Regions from separate parts of the Homo sapiens genome. Here region 1 is linked to region 2. A link is a loop called in an ENCODE intact Hi-C map of the cell type or tissue named here. Cell type or tissue: heart right ventricle. All regions are shown on one strand. Each heading gives the region's core, and the rest is flanking DNA. Links, peaks and the distances in the headings are about the cores only. Region 1 overlaps KANK1 (KN motif and ankyrin repeat domains 1). Region 2 overlaps KANK1 (KN motif and ankyrin repeat domains 1).

Region 1 (2,920 bases), core at 156-2,655, 56 kb before region 2:
GAGATAAGAGGCAGTTAGGAAAGGTAGTCACTGGAATGTTCAAATTTCCAGGTTCCAACAGTTTAAAAAAACTGGCGGCCAGAATTATCTAAAACAAGATTGTCTACTAGCATTAGATATTGAACAAATAGTACAACTCCCTAAGTCAGTCACATGATGTCTTCTTTCTTCTTAGAAGGTAGGCTATGGTGGGTGACGCCAAGATCATCTTTCTTGGTATTGAACCAGCATGCTCATGAGCAATTTGGCTCAAGTCAATGAGCAGTTTCTGCATTTACGTTTTGCACAAAGGACTACCCAAGGAGAGAAAAGCAAACAGAAGAAAGAAAAAACAATATAATAGTGCTTAAGGACTATACTTTGAGTAAGGACTCTCTAATAAACAAGAACTACAAAAATTGCAGGTGGCTATTCATTTGGGAAAGAAATTAATTTTAATTCCTATCTCAAGTCACATTTCAAACTAAGTTTCATACAGATAAAATATTTTAAAATGTGAGATGAAACCATAAAACTACAATAAGGTAAATATAGTTAAATGCCTGTGCAATCTTGTGGTTAGAGATGTAATATTGATTCATTTCTTCTATAAATACTTGCCAGGTCTGACCGGCAGATTCTGGCTGAGCGATGGATGAAAAAACGTACTTAGACACAGGTATCCAGTGAAAGAGCGGACTAGGGGATCGGGGTGCTCACAGAAAGAAAGAGTCATAGCAGCTGTGGCCCTGACAAGCCAGTGCTGCGGGCATTTATTCAGTATGGATGTAATGACAAAGTCTTTGAGTCAACACACTTGTGGGTAATTAACATGGTTCCCCCTCCCCCGGCTTCCCGCTGCTCCCTGGGAAAGAGCAGTCCTGCGCACAGATGATTAAAGGCCAGGTTCTGAGGCCTAAGTAAACTAACTTATCTAGATCAATTCCTTTACATCCCCTTATTATCTAACCTTTGCTCTCAGGCTCCAGGTAAGAGAATTTGGCTGCCTTCAGCCAAACCCTTTTTTGAAGCTTTTGCAAAACCTCTTCCAAGAAGGTTTGCATCTTTTCCTACAATTTCTTCCACCACCCTGACCGATCTCCTACAAATACCACATGTTAAGCACTAGAGACCTCGCTGTGGTCAACACAGACAAGGTCCCTGCCCCTATGGTGTTACAGGCTGGAGGGGGAAACAGGAAAAGAGTAAGTTAATAAGAAATGATAATTGTGGCTGGGCACAGTGGCTCACTCCTGTAATCCCAGCATTTTCAGAGGCTGAGGTGGGTGGATCACCTGAGGTCAGGAGTTTGAGATCAGCCTGGCTAACACGGTGAAACCCCGACTCTACTAAAAATACAAAAATTAGCTGGGCGTCGTAGTGGGCACCTGTAATCCCAGCTACTTGCTAGGCTGAGGCAGGAGAATCACTTGAACCCAGGAGGCAGAGGTTGCAGAGTGAGCCAAGATCGCACCACAGAACTCCAGCCTAGGCGAGACTGCATCTCAAAAATAAATAAATAATTGCATATTGACAAGTGCTCAAAAGAGTGTGTGTGTGTGCGCGTGTGCACACATTTCCCAAGCAAAGAAACTGCACCTGCAGAATTTCAGGGACAGGAAGGAGGTTGGCATATTCCCTGGACTGAGAAGAGACCAGTGGGGCTGGAACATAGTGTTCAAGGGTGAGTGACAAGAGGTGGGGCTTTACAGCAGGAAAAGCAAGATCGTGCCAGGCCCTGCAGGCCATGATAACAAGAATGCCATGACGAGCTCAGGCAGGGGTATGCCAAGATGTGATCACACTTGAAAGAGATTACTCTGCTATGTAAAGAACTGACAATGGGCAACAAATACCAAGGCATTCTTACTTCCTAGTTAGCCTATATGGAAACCATAAAGAAAAAGATTTGACAACCTAAAATTAAATATTTATATACATTTAAAAGCAGTATAAAAATTCAAAGAAATTATCAAAACAACTAACATACTTTTATAATAAAAGACATTTAAAAATTTTAAATCTTTAAAATCTCGTTGCTGCAAGTCAGTAACAAAAATAGCAAATACCCCTCTGGAGAAATGGGCAAAGGATATGAACAGAAAACTCACAAAGGAATATAAATGGCATATGAAAAGATGTTCATCTGTCTATAAAACTGGTAAGGTTTTTTTGTTTGTTTGTTTTAAACTCCACTATCCAATGTTAAGGGTGTGGGAAAAGAGACCTCTCGCATACTGGTGATGGAACTGTAAATCGGTTCAGTCTTCCAGGCAATGTGTATTATATATTAAACCTCTTTCCTAATTTTATAAGAAAATAATTCAGAGCAGCCTCACAAATACAGTTAGAAGAATGTACATTAATGCATATGTCCAAAGTGAGATTTGTTAAAATACATTCCTGAAACAGAGTCTTCATCAACCTTTAATAATTACACAGCAGTGACTACTGATAAGCAGAGAGGTTTATAATTTTCAACTGAGAAAAGCAGGGTGCATTTCTGTATTTAAGAATCTTATTTAGGCATACACACCTAAAAAAAAAAATCTCCGGAAGAATATAAACAGTGGTTATTTAATGGTGGTAAAGTTACATATTTTTAACAGGTCTTTTATTTATCGATACATCTTTCATTTTTCTACAGTCACTACATACTGCATGAAGTCTCTAATAATAATGCATGAAGTCTCTAAGCAAAAATATACATATATATATCTAAAGCACCATAAAATATAACTTGAGACACACTAAACTGTCTGGTAAAGGAGGAAATGGAGAGGAGGCAGCGTAGACTGGAGTTGGATGAGAAAATGGTAATGTTAGAAAGGGACTTTGGGGAGCACCTGCCTAGTCCAACTCCTCATTTCACAGATTAGGAAAGCATCTATCATCTCCTCACTTCACCTCCCTGACTATAATAACAAAGGCTATTAGAACA
Region 2 (2,920 bases), core at 305-2,804:
AATGCTTGATTAGAAACCACACACTTTACTTAAAGGGGTGCCGACTGCGAACTAAGAGAGTTAACTGTATTGTGTCTACACCTTATCATGTGTGGCAGGCAGAAAAATGCGCCCCCCAAAGGTGCCCAACTTCTAATTCCCAAACCTGTGACTATGTTACATTCATGGCAAAAGTCATTGTGCAGACGGCATTAAGATTAAGGACTTTGGGATGGAGAGATTTTCCTGGATTATCTAGATGGACCCAATCTAATGAGTCTTTTTAAAAAGTCTTTTATTTCTGTGGTCAGAGACAGAAAGATGGGATCACATAAGAGGAGCCAGAAGAAATGTCAGGCGTAAAAGGGACTAAATTTGCCAGTGGTGGCTTTGAAGATGAAGAAACGGGTCACAAGCCAAGGAATACAGGCAACCTCTAGAAGCTGCAGCAGTAAGGAAACAGATTCTCCCCAAAACCTTCAGAAGGAACTGGTCCTGCTGACTTCTTGATTTTATTCCAGTGAGACCTGTGTCCAACTTCTGATCTACACAACTGTAATATAAAAAAATGTGTGCTTTTGTGTATTTTTTTTCTCAGACAGTCTCGCTCTGTTGCCCAAGTTGGAGTGCAGTGGCATAATCTCAGCTCACTGCAAACTCTGCCTCCTGGGTTTCAAGTGATTCTCTTGCCTCAGCTTCCCGAGTAGCTGGGATTACAGGTGCCCGCCACCATGTCTGGCTATTTTTTTTATATTTTTTAGTAGAGACAGAGTTTCACCATGTTAACCAGGATGGTCTTTAACTCCTGACCTCAAGTGATCCGCCCACCTCAGCCTCCTGAAGTGCTGGGATTACAGATGTGAGCCACCGCGCCCCACACGTGCTGTTTTAAGCATGAAATTTGTGGGTTTTATTACAGCAGGAATAGAAAACTAAAAGACTTTAGTACCTGGAAGTGGGGTGCTGTTATAACAAATACCAAAAAATGTGGAAGTGGTTTTGGAATTGGGTAGTGAAGGAGCTTGGAAGAATTTTGAGGAACATGGTAGGAAAGGTTTACGTTGCCTTGAACAGACCTGTTAATAGAAATATAAACAATAAAGACTGCTTGTGAGGACCCAGAAGACTGCTTGTGACGAGCATGGTAGAGAGAACATAAATAGCCTTAGAGAATATCTCAACTGTCAAGGACACAGGAAATCACAAATACCATGATTCTACAGCCCATTTGCTGCCTACTGTGCACCAAGCAAGTGGAGCTCCAAGGCGGGCAAAGGCCCTAACAACTCAGGGACAACTCTGTCACTCAGCAGGTGTACTGTATTGTCTGTTTCATCTCACGCTGAGAGTAAAGCCATTTTCCTTACATGTTACTAATTTTAGCCCTGTGACCTGGGGCAGACCACCTCTCTGAACGTCACTTGGAGATGATCATAGTACCTGTGAGGTCACACATGAAAACTCACAGTACAGTGCCCAGTACAGAGTAGGCACCAAAAATGTGAGCTATTTCTCTATCTGGAGAGAAAGAAGTGTGGGCAGGAATAGATCCTTCCTTTCTCCCACAGGAAAGCCCCCGAGGACTCTTCTCCCAGGGAAGACGTAGGGCCTTTGCATAAGGGAAGGAAACAGATGCAAATGTAGGGGATCCTCAAGAAGCCACATACATCAAAGGCAAGGTTTGGGGACCTAATGGGGTTATTCCAAAAGCAAGGGACATAGGTACTGAGGTCTGAGGAAAACTGCCCTAGGCAACAGAGAAAGAAAAAAAGGAGGCTGCGTTGTTTCTTTGGGTGACTCTATTGCTGGAAACTTGCCCACTGCAGTCTGAGAACACTGGGCAGAGTTACTGTGCCACTCTCAGTGCCAACTTGGACAGGAAGTGATGTGGCCAATCCCACGGCTGCGAGGCCCAGCAGGAGGGGCAAAGGGGGCATCCTCAAAGAAAGACATCATTTTAAATTCTCTGGTCTGGCTTCTTACCTCAGCTTCCCCTCGGCCCAACCTCCACCCATCTCCATCCATGGAATTACAATACACAACTCAAATTAAAAGACTAATTGTTCCCACATGGGCAAAATTTTACATAAACTTATAGAATTTTCTACTTAAGATGAATAAACAGCTTTCTTATTGTAAACATGTTTTAGTGTTGGTGCTTTTATCAAGTTTCTGGGAGAAGCCATCAGAGGAAGAAAAAAGGCACTAGAAACATCTGATCCTTTCTGTCTCTTTACATCTGTACCCTTGACTATAAATCACAGTAATTCATTCCCCAGGATGAACAATCAATAGTTAAATGTCAGCCAGTAGGCTGCTGCATAACTAAGAGGGGGAAAAAATCACGCTAGGAGTGATCAAGATAAAACTAAGGGGCAAATGATTAAATAATTCTCTGCTGGTATGTTTCAAAGACGTATGTCTGCCAACATGGTCCAGATTTTTTGCTTAAGAGCGGCATTTTCCCCTTTTCTTTCGAGAAAATCTCCTTAGGTCCTGCTGAAAAGATATCACATCTTACATTACTTTCTGTTGATAGTGAAATCCACAGCCTCCCCAGCAATGTGATTAAGGCACAAATTTTTGAGACCAAAGCACATGTAGCCAACCGAGCACAATAATACTTTCAAAAAAAGAACAAGTTTCAAAAGTTCTTCTAACAATTCCATTGTTCAACATTCACAAGCTGGAAGAACGTACATTTCTGCATTTTCTGAATTTCCACAAGTTGGGTCAGTCTAAAGGCTCATTCTTCACACTCCCACAAACTATTTATTACTCTATGCCCTTTCCAAGCAAATCGAGATAGGCAGTTATCAAAGCAGATGCATTATTTGGGTCCACCTGAAAACAACTGGTTCTGCCCCCCCCTTTCTCCCAATCTGCAAGCTTCTGTTCATCCCTGTGAATAAAAATGCAGAATGACAAAAAGTCTGGGTGA

Evidence for each region. Hi-C counts contacts between places; a loop is a spot of excess contacts. Peaks named below come from ENCODE experiments on the same cell type or tissue, not always from the same donor. Only the 100,000 strongest peaks of a DNase experiment are listed, where the experiment ranks them.
Region 1: it touches region 2 in a loop (2.3-fold over the local background); 4 of 110 quality-filtered maps call a loop at or near these places.

What each region holds. Positions count from the first base shown.
Region 1 is chr9:590,249-593,168 of GRCh38, reverse strand. All of the region lies in intron 1 of KANK1 (KN motif and ankyrin repeat domains 1), which reads right to left. Among named protein-coding and RNA genes, the nearest start is that of KANK1, 87 kb to the right of the region's middle. In heart right ventricle, for the core only: no CTCF peak of the experiment used is centred there; a DNase peak (open chromatin) is centred at 1,688; H3K27ac peaks cover 2,500 bases.
Region 2 is chr9:533,994-536,913 of GRCh38, reverse strand. The region is part of intron 1 of KANK1 (KN motif and ankyrin repeat domains 1); the gene reads right to left. Among named protein-coding and RNA genes, the nearest start is that of KANK1, 31 kb to the right of the region's middle. In heart right ventricle, for the core only: no CTCF peak of the experiment used is centred there; a DNase peak (open chromatin) is centred at 1,824; H3K27ac peaks cover 886 bases.